2 separate regions of the Homo sapiens genome follow, and region 2 is linked to region 1. The links are chromatin loops, found by intact Hi-C in ENCODE. Cell type or tissue: PC-3. All regions are shown on one strand. Each heading gives the region's core, and the rest is flanking DNA. Links, peaks and the distances in the headings are about the cores only. Region 1 has its middle 52 kb from the start of SLC44A1. Region 2 overlaps ABCA1 (ATP binding cassette subfamily A member 1).

Region 1 (5,380 bases), core at 171-5,170:
AGTAAGGAAGTATGGGAACGGACACCCATATAAGTATGGCAACTTTTCCGTAGGGCTGCTGCAGTATGCTGAGGGCCTGCTCCATTCCCTAGTCACCTTGGATTTTCTAGAACCTGAAGGTATCAACAGTGAAGGCTATAAAACAGCAAAGACAGCAGCCTTTCTCTCCCTCTGGGAACTCTGTGCCAGAGAGGTACGAATCTGTTGCTGGCCTGAACATACCTGTAGGAGGTGGCTGGTGACCCCATCTGGGAGGTCCCATCCAGTGAGGAGAAACAGGTTCAGGGACCCACTTAAAAAATTGTTGAGCCACGTTTATGTAAAGCCGTTGTGCTATGCTGGGGGACCGCTTCCGTCCTGGGTTGGCTTGGACTCTCCAAAGGCTAGAATGGCTAAGTTGCCCAGCAGCAAAGATGGTGGCCCGGTCCCTCTCTGGGAGCTCTATCCCAGGGAGGTTTCAAATCTCTGTCAGCCGAAGAACACTGGCGAGAGTGGCTGGAGACCCTGGTTGTGAGGTCCTGCCCAGTGAGGAGGAATGGGAACAGGAACCTGCTTTAAAAAGCAGTCTGGCCACATTTTCGTAGAGCAGCTGTGCTGTGCTGGGGGACTACTTCCATCCCCGGTCAGCCTGGACTCGCCAAAGCCAGGACTGGAACAGCTAAGTAGCCCAAGCAGCAAAGATGGTGACCTGTCCCTTCCCCTGTAAGTTCTGTCCCAGGGAAGTGCAGCACTGCTATTGGTGGCTGGCTGGAATTCCAAGCCAGTGGGTCTTATCCTGTGAGGTGTCATGGAAGTGGAACCTGCAGAATGTCACTGCTCGGCCCCCTGGATTCAGCCCCTTTCCTAGGGGGGTCTAACCTCCCACTTTGCTGGAATTGCAGCTACTTTTGTCAGGAAGCCCAGAAAGCCCAGGTATCTAAGGCTCCTGGGTCTCTGCATGTACCTGAGCAGCTGCTCTGCCAAGGCTCCATGTAGCTCTGTGTGTCAGACTGAAGGCCCTGGTGGAGTGGGTTCACGAGGGGATCTCCTGACACAAGGATTACAAAGATCTTTGGGAACAGGGTGGGTTCCCAGGGTCACATATGCTCTCACCACTTCCCTGGGCAGGGGGAGGCTCCCCTGGCTCTGTGGCACTCCTGAGTGAGCTACTGTCCTGCCCTGCTATTCTCCATTCTCCATGGGTCAAGTTGTTTCCTTGATTAGTCCCAATGCATGTACCTGGATGTTTCAATGAAGGTACTGTATTTACTCACCCCTTTGATTCCTCTCTGTGAGAGCTACGCACACTACCTGCTTCTAGTCGACCACCTTGGCCACCTCCTGCCCCCAGCAGTCCCGTTTCCCTTTTTTTTTTTTTTAAAGATGGAGTCTCAGGCCGGGCGCGGTGGCTCACACCTGTAATCCCAGCACTTTGGGAGGCCGAGGCGGGCGGATCACAAGGTCAGGAGATCGAGACCATCCTGGCTAACACTGTGAAACCCCGTCTCTACTAAAAATACAAAAAATTTGCTGGGCGTGGTAGTGGGCGCCTGTAGTCCCAGCTACGGGGAGACTGAGGCAGGAGAATGGCATGAACCCGGGAGGCGGAGCTTGCAGTGAGCTGAGATCGTACCACTGCACTCCAGCCTGGGCGACAGAGCGAGACTCCGTCTCAAAAAAAAAAAAAGAAAAAACAACAACAACAAAGATGGAGTCTCACTCTGTCGCCCAGGCTGGAGTGCAATGGTGTCGTCTCAGCTCACTGCAACCTCTGCCTGCCAGATTCAAGCAATTCTGGTGCCTCAGCCTTCCAAGTAGCTGAGATTACAGGCATGAGCCACCACACTGGGCTAATTTTTTGTATTTAGTAGAGACGGGGTTTCACCATCTTGGTCAGGCTGGTCTCGAGCCCCTGACCTCAGGTGATCCTCCCGCCTTGGCCTCCCAAAGCACTGAGGTTACAGGCGTGAGCTACTGCGCCTAGACTCTGTTTTCTTATCCTTTTATTAGTCCCGTTGTGTTACTGTGTGCAATACTCGCTGCACATTTTAGCGGACTTTAAATGTGCTGCAACCGTTGAGTTGGATCTGCTATACTCTAAAGAGGAGAGACTCCTCTATTAGGTTGGAATCAGTATTTCCACGGTTTCATTAGTGAGGATTCAGACACCCAGATCCTTTCTCAAAAAGGGAGTTGTACTCACAAATGCCTGTTTTATAGAGATCCACACCCATATTCTAGGAATGCCCTTTTTCCTTGTGCATACAGCTGAGTAATGGGTCTTCTCAACTTTTTTTCTGAGGAATGAAAGAGGAAGGTGTTTGTATTTGTTCTCTATTGCTACATAAAAATTACCACAAATTTCGTGACTTAAAACGACACCCATTTTTCAGTTTGCGGTTTTGTAAGTCGAAAGTTCAATGCTTTCACAATCAAACAGGAGACAACAGTGGGTCTAGCTGCCCAGGAGGAGTGATCTGGGAAACTAGGTCATTTTACACCAGAGCCATGACCTTGGCTAGCCAACTCTTTAGTGCTACAGCCACTTCAGTCAAGGAAAAGAAAAGGACAGGATTCAGAGTACTTTTGAAGAGCGTGAGAAAGCAGCTGAATTGGGGTTTTGCTAGGTTTACAGACTTTCCTGAGTGTTTCTGAAACCTGACTTCAGATCAAAATTTCATTTCCTATGACAGGATAGTTGGGACTGTGTTGGATTCATCAGCACACTGAAATTTGTCTAAGTCTCCAAAAAAAAAAACAAAAAACAAAAAAAACAAAACTCTCCTGACTCTTTAACTTTTCTTCTGTTGTCTGGACTCCCTTGAGGCTGCTCTTAAACTATTCTCTTTTCCAAGGTACCCTGAAAGAAAACGAATCTCTCAGGGCTTCAAAATGCAAAAGCAGCCAAAATCCTCCCTTTGCTTCCCATTTTTTTCTTTTTACTTTGAGACAGGAGTCTCATTCTGTCACCGAGCCTGGAGTGCAGTGGTGCGATCTTGGCCCACTGCACCTCTACCTCCCGGGTTCAAGTGATTCTCCTGCCTCAGCCTCCCGAGTAGCTGGGACTACAGGTGCATGCCACCATGCACAGCTAATTTTTGTATTTTTAGTAGAGACAGGGTTCACCATGTTGGCCAGGCTGGTCTCAAACTCCTGACCTCAAGTGATCTGCCCACCTTGGCTTCCCAAAGTGCTGGGATTACAGGCATGAGCCACTGAGCCTGGCCCCGTTGCTGTTACAATAGACTTACAGTCTTCACTTAGGCTTAAAGGAAGACACCTGAGCAGAATTGGGGTTCGTTTTACTATTCCAGTCTACAAGACAGAATTTGAAGGCTGCCACTCTCTTACTTTCTCTAACATGCTGCATTTTCACTTTTAAAGAACAGAGGCAGCTAAAGGCAGGTCTGTGTTCTCTCTCGGTTGGAGACATTTTTTACAACCAGTTTCGTTAACCAGTTAGAAAGCCTTCTTTTTTATTTGATATTTAAGATTTATGTGGCTCAGTTGCTTGAATGTAGCAAAGACTCACGTGCATTTAAATAGTATGCTTGGTTCTAAGATGTCAGAAGAGGCCAGATACTGCTACGGCTCTTTGGGATTCAAGATACCAAGCAGTTGCAAGAAGAGGAATGTGTGAATGGGCTCTCCAAGAGAAATAGCAAATGCTCCTATTTCTGCTTCTTTTGGTAATAGTCCCACTTAAAGGATACGGTTGTTAACCTACAACAGGAAAGGGATGCTAAATCTGGTGGAGAGTGAAGAAGATATTACAGTGAGGAAAAAGGAATTAACCTATAAAAACTATGTGGGGAACGGCTTATTACTTTGAGTTGACCTTGAGACTTTTCATCGCCTACTTCTGTGCCACCAGCTGGCTTCACATGGACAATAAACTTCTCCAAAATACTTAGTGTAAAGTTGTTGTTTGTCTTCATTAATTTACCCTGGTGACCCCGGGGTGGGACATTACTCCATAGGGGGTAGTGCAGTCTCAGGATAACCCTAGCCACCCACTCAATTACCAAGGGCCAAATTGTCACACATAGCTGTTTACCCACTGCTTCCCTTTTGGCAGCCTTACCTGTGGTTATGGTTGCCCCCCACGTCCCTAGCAAACCCAACTTTGTCTTTCTCACTTTTATCAGTATATTTCTATTCAGCAGCCAAGCTATCCTGGACCAATGGCACCGTCTAGTCCATATGCCTAACACATGGCAGGCACTTAAAATACATTAACTGAATCCAACACTTCCTCCTTTACTTCCAAATTAACATATTCTCTCAAATGGATGGGACTTATCTCTTTCTTATTCTAGATGCTGTTTTCTCTGACTCTGTACCAGGACAGCGAAATGACTATTCCTACTTTCAGAGATATTGCCCCACCTAGATATCACCTAGGTGTCACAGATCCTAGGCATTCATTTTTTTAAATCCACCTTGAGAAAATTTGTACATTAAATTGTTGCTCCTTGGTTCCAAATGGCTTATTTAGGACCTTTTTGACAAGTAGCTTGTCAAAGCATTTGACTGTTTCCTTTATTGACAACACAACCTTTCTCTTGCAGGTTGACACCAGAGAAAACACTAAACTTTCAAGTATCTAATCTTTATCCAAGTTCCAGTTGCAGAAAATAATATTTTTGAAGAATTACCTAAAGGATGTGTAGTTCAACCATTCCTCTGAGCCATCAAAATGTTATCTTTGGATCAAGTCAAACCATCGGAGAAAATTGATTTGGCTTTTGCTTGTTGTGGCTGGTGTTTTGACATTAACCTACAGGGAGGGAGATCATTTTTAAGAGACCATAAAAAAATTTTGTTTGGGAGCCTTTTATAGACATGTTGTCAAAGGCTGTCACAAAGTATTTTCTGGAGGATTACGCAAGAGAAGTTTCTCTTCATTCTCAGTTCTAGGAATTTGACTTTATTTTACGTACACTGTGAATAAGACCTCTTTGCATTCATTTTAGGAAGCTCAATTTTAAGTTGGTGGCCCATCTTTAACAATGCGTAGGACCTCAAAATTTTGTATGCTGACCTTATCTCTGGCTTTACTATAATTTGCTACTCTTTGCTACTTTATTGTAATCTGGCTACCCTTTGTTTTTTTCTGTTTGCTCAGATTTCCCTACTTAATTTTTTACTGTAGTATACTGTATATTTTTGGAAGCTGCCACAAATCCTTTGGAGAAGAAGGCAGACATAAATATATTGTGATTTTTATTAATTCAAAGATCTATGTCGATCAATCTCAAAACTATATTATAATCAAATAACATTATACAATAACCAAAGGTGATTATTAAAAAAGAATTCCATTTCTGCTTGCCATTTTTTAAAACTTTGAGGCAAATCCACATATATAGCATACAGCACCACTTACTAAAATTCTGTT
Region 2 (5,380 bases), core at 291-5,290, 340 kb before region 1:
ACTGGTTCCACAAAAACCACTTCTTTTTTTTCCCCACGTTATTGAGATGGAGATAAATCTGCATGCCTGGACTTCCAACCTTAAGGATCAGACACCATTTTCACATCACTGAGGCAATGGTGAGTCAAGGACAGAGCCCAAACCTAGCTCATTCAACCCCACATTCCTCCCACTACAGCCCACAGTGTCTGTGTTGGCAAAGACTGCTGTGAGGGAGCTGGTCGAGAGGTCATCAGTGAAACTGGAACGAGGACAGCTCTCACTCTGTAGACCCAGGACCTACAAAGAATTCCTCAAATTCCCAGACTCAGCCTTCAGCCTGGATCTCAATGCCCATCAGAATGAAAGCTCCAAGTGCATCACAACTGCCTTGTTGGTGGTCGAACTTCAGTGCCTAGAACAGTGCTGGTATAAAGCAGACATACAATAAACACTTGATGGATTTTTTTCGATGAATGTCTCATACCTAGTTCAGAGATGTTCTCCTCCCAAAGTCACCTCTGTTTGGTTTGTACATTAAAAACCCTAATAGGTGATGCTTATTATGCTTTAGAGTCACTTTCCAAATATGGGCAAGAAAAAGCAGAGAGCTGCAGAGGGGTCAACAAAAGCCAAAGGCACTGAGGGAACACTTCAAATATATGATAAACTATTCCTTCCAATCAAGAAAGCTACAGCAGACTGAATATCCCCTGCAAAGATGTCCACACCCTATTCCTGGAGTCTGTGAATATGCACATTTCATAGCAAATGCACTGTGTAGATGTAATTAAAGTTATGAACCTCAAAATAAGGAGATTATCCTGGATTATGTGAATGGGCCCAAACTAAACACCTGAGCCCTTAAAAGTAAAGAACTTTCTCTGACTGGAGACAGATGTGACAGGAGGCGTCAGAGGTTTAAAGTGTGAGAGATACTCAACCCACTTGTGGGAGAGGAGTCACATGAAAAGCATAAGAAGGAATGATGGCAACCTTTAGGAGCAAAAACCAGCCCCTGCTGACAGCCAGCAAGGAAATGGACTTCAGTCCTACAACTGCACGGGACTGAATTCATCTGATATCCTGGATGAGCTCCAAAGCAGATTCATCTTCAGAGCCCCCCCAAAAAAACACAGCCCCACAAACACCTTGATATCAGCCCTGTGAGCCTCTAAGAAGTAGACCTAGGTGAGCTCTACTGTATCCTGGCTTCTGGCCTTATGAAATAATAAATGTATGTGGTTATAAACTGCTAAGTATTTGGTGACTTGTTATAGTAGCAATAAAAAAAAAAAGTACAATCGGAAGCAAATCAATCTCTCGGGCCAAAATTTGCTGGTCCACTACTATGGCTCCTTCCTGCAGTCCAAAACAGATTGGAGGTTTCTGTGAGACAGGAAGGTGGCCCTCTCCTCGCTCTGGGAAAGGTACATGCTGCTTTAGGAAGGACCCAAGAGAAAGTTAAGAAAAGTTCACCTGCCCAGCACACTCTACAGCAAAATACACCTTGCTGAGCAGCAAGACAAAAGAAGCCCCTGCCAGGTGGCCCTGAGCTCCTCCTAGAAGTTGTTAACTCAACAGTACAAATACAATGAGCGCACTCCATAACAAGTCTCCCTCATGACTAAGTGCATTTATCCCACAGATAATATTTCATATATCCACCCACCTTTGTTCTCATCAAAAGGATATCTTTTGAGTTGAGTCCAGCTCCTAGAAAATACCTGACACATAATAAGAACTGAATAAATATTGCTCAATGCATGAGTAAGATTTTTAAGTAAAAAGCAGAGAACACCTAATGGAAACTGCTCTTAACCCCAGGGAACTTTAAAAACACAACAGCGTTCTGACATCCAGTATTAATTTTCACACAAGGTACGGACTGAGACATAAATAAGAATCTTTGGGTGAAAAGTCTTGACAATATCTGAGCAAGAATGCAGTTTTTCACTGAAATACTCACCAGGACCACTTCGCTTGGTATGAGTTCTAACACTGATCTACAGAAGAAAACTTCTATCTTTTTTTTCTTTTTCTGAGACAGAGTCTCACTCTGTCACGCTGGCTGGAATGCAGTGGAGTGATCTCAGCTCACTGCAACTTCCACCTCCTGGGTTCAAGCGATTCTTGTGCCTCAGCCTCTTCAGTAGCTGGGATTACAGGTGTGCGCCACCACGCCTGCCTGGCAAATATGTGTATTTTTAGTAGAGAGGGGATTTCACCACGTTGGCCAGGCTGGTCTTGAACTCCTGGCCTCAAGTGATTCATCCGCCTCGGCCCCCACAATATGCTGGGATTACAACAGATGTGAGCCACTGTGCCTGGCTGAAAACTTCTATCTTGACGCAATTGTTTTCAAGGACATAATTTCTACTACTCATGTCAATTAAATTATCAACTTCTATTTATTGAGCACCTATTGTGTGCCAGGCCCCACACCAGGCTCTTCATATGTGTAACCAATAATCACAACAAAGAGTCAAATATATTATGTGTATGTAGAAGAAGAGAAAACTGAGGCTTACAGGGACTAAATAATTTATCCGACATCAATGCTGGTAAAATATTCAAATGCAATATTCAAACCCAGACCCAGCTGACCCTCCCACACTGCCATACTTTCCCCATGTTGCCAAAACACTGCTTTCCAGAGCACCCAGATTCTGAAGGAGGCCCAGGAGAAACTCACAATACCCTTGGCTGGAAACAGGGAAACACTCACGCACACACAAAAGGAGAAATGTTTCAAAATATGTCTCTCGTGAAATTCCACTTTTGGTACAGAAGCACATATTGAAAGAAGAGTTTCTCTCCCCATCATGTTGGGCTTTGCATCTCCGGTTGCTGCTACTGCTGCACTTCTTGGCACAGTTAACTGCCCATGTGCAATGTCATCACATGTCACATCCATCTACCATCACAAATGTTGAAATTTCAACCAAGCAGCAATAGAAAAAGGCTGCTTAATGCAAATCAAGTATCAGTCCCAGCATTCCAATTAAGGCCCTGCTTAATTCAATAAGTAAGAGTCACATTTCAAAATGTTTGGAAGTCATTTCATCCTAAAGCCTTCCTCAGAAATCATCTTTACACAAAACAATCCTGATCACTCATTCTACTCTAACTCAAGAGCCCCATTTTGAAGAGAGGTCTCTTGGTAACAGCAGAGGGGCAGAAGCAGAACCTGAGTGCTCCACAAACCCGAGATATGCAGAAAGCACCTGGTAGTAGCCACCTTAATCAATACCTGGTCATAAACCAACGCATCCACAAGGCACAACCACAACACAGCAGGATGGGACACAGTGTAGCTGACGGTTCTGAAGGTGCATTTCCCTGCACTCTGTCACGCTGCTAATCCTCCCAGAGAGATACTGTCAGGTTGAAACCTGAGCTGTTAATTATCAGATGATGAGGGCTAAACAGTCATTCTACTATGAGTATAATTCAGGCATTGTGTGAGTGGAGGGATTTTACCGGGTTGTGTACACAATAGGTGTTTAATGAGTAAACAGAAGTGAAATGGAATGAATGGGCACAGCACCGGAACAAATTACAATGTCTTCTAAAAACACCCATCTTTTCCAAAATTTCAATCATTCCAGCTGAAAGGGTGAGCATTTGTCATGCAGTGAAGCAGCCCAAAACAGTCCAAGAAAATGGTTTTGTAACAAAGTTTTGTACCATTCATAATAACCTTTCACCCTCTATGATTCACAGCACAAAAAAGACCAACAGGCTGCAAATGTCTGCACAAGTCAGCTTCTCTAACTTTTTAGGCCAGTTACTTAGGGTTGCAAAGATCCCTGTAGAGAAATATACCTTACTTTAAAATTATAACATGGGACCAGGCACGGTGACTCATGCCTTTAATCCCAACACTTTGGGAGGCCGAGGTGGGCAGATCACTTGAGCTCAGGAGTTCGAGACCAGCTGGGCAACATAGTGAAACCCTATGTCTACTAAAAATACAAAAAATAGCTGGGCGTGGTGGCAGGTGCCTGTAGTCCCAGGTACTCGGAGGCTGAGGCATGAGAATCACTTAAGCCTGAGAGGCGGAGGTTGCAGTGAGTCGAGATCGCGCCACTGCACTCCAGCCTGGGCAACAGAGTGAGACAGATCTCAGCTCACTGCAGCCTCCACCTCCTAGGCTCAAGCGATCCTCCTGCCTCAGCCTCCCGAGTAGCTGGAATTACAGGTGCCCACCATCACGCCCGGCTATTTTTTGTATTTTTGTAGAGACAGGGTTTCACCATGTTGGCCAGGCTGGTCTCAAACTGCTGACCTCACGTGATCTGCCCGCCGTGGCATCCGAAAGTGGTGGGATTACAGGCGTGAGCCACCACACCTGGCCGATACAAAAACTTTTTGATGGTCAATCAAAGGTATGAATCCTGAAGTGTGTTTCTAAGGTCACATTCTAGGGTATGATCTGGGAACAGGGTCCAGAAACTGAGTATTCTTAATTCTCTGGGAGGACCAACTCTCTATAAAGAATTCGTGCTGCACAAAATCCAAGAGTATTACAATTTCATTTTATTATAATAAGGAACATCTCTTTCCAGATACATCCTTCCTCCAGGAATCTTTCCCTGGTTTTAAGAGAATCTATCTGGTGAGTAGAAAACCAGAATCCTGGATATTAAATGATGATGTTTGGGGTAGCGAGAGGAATTTCACCAGAGCTCTCAGAACACCTAGAGACATATTTGTTCTGGAACTATATAAAACACTCTGATGACCAAACTGCTCAGGCTCACCAGTATTTTTTGGTTAAGAATGAATGGGTATTCTCATAGAGTGCTTCTCTGAACTATTGATTCCTAGGCTGAAAAAACTTCGTCGGAATTTTTCTTTGCAATGTTATTACTAAGTAAGCTAAATAGTGTGGTCTCATCTAATTCCAGGGCCTTCCAACTGTGACAGCCCACAATGTCATCTTTATGATGGGTTTTTAAACATAAATAGATATCCATCTTCCCATCAATGGTTTCAAGACTTTTTTTTTTTAAATATGAAGAACTCTGTTTTCAAATGAGCTCTTGCTTAGTATTATAATAGTAAAAACATGAAAAAGCAGGTCTTCTCTGATTGAAACAAGCACAAAAAACTTTTGGCTTAAACTCAGCCACACCCAGCTTATTCTTCCCATTCACCCTTTGGGAGATGGCCCAAAAGTCTGAAAGAACACTAAGAACACTTAGAATACCACTGAACTAAATTATATCACAAACTCCCAGCCAGCCGTACTTTTCTACAAAACAAAGTCATGCTGTCCAAGGAAAAGCCTCACATTCCGAAAGCATTAGTGCTTGAAGTTTCTCCAGTGAGCAAGTCTACTCACCAGGATTGGCTTCAGGATGTCCATGTTGGAACGAAGTACTCGCTCTGCTGC

Evidence for each region. Peaks named below come from ENCODE experiments on the same cell type or tissue, not always from the same donor. Only the 100,000 strongest peaks of a DNase experiment are listed, where the experiment ranks them.
Region 2: it touches region 1 in a loop (22-fold over the local background); 1 of 110 quality-filtered maps calls a loop at or near these places.

Annotation. Positions count from the first base shown.
Region 1 is chr9:105,189,561-105,194,940 of GRCh38, forward strand. No RefSeq gene overlaps it. Among named protein-coding and RNA genes, the nearest start is that of SLC44A1, 52 kb to the right of the region's middle. In PC-3, for the core only: no CTCF peak of the experiment used is centred there; a DNase peak (open chromatin) is centred at 2,331; H3K4me3 peaks cover 396 bases; H3K27ac peaks cover 2,268 bases.
Region 2 is chr9:104,853,193-104,858,572 of GRCh38, forward strand. It overlaps ABCA1 (ATP binding cassette subfamily A member 1), which reads right to left. Exons shown (of 50, transcript NM_005502.4): 7 at 5,330-5,380. Among named protein-coding and RNA genes, the nearest start is that of ABCA1, 72 kb to the right of the region's middle. In PC-3, for the core only: no CTCF peak of the experiment used is centred there; a DNase peak (open chromatin) is centred at 1,639; H3K4me3 peaks cover 827 bases; H3K27ac peaks cover 3,966 bases.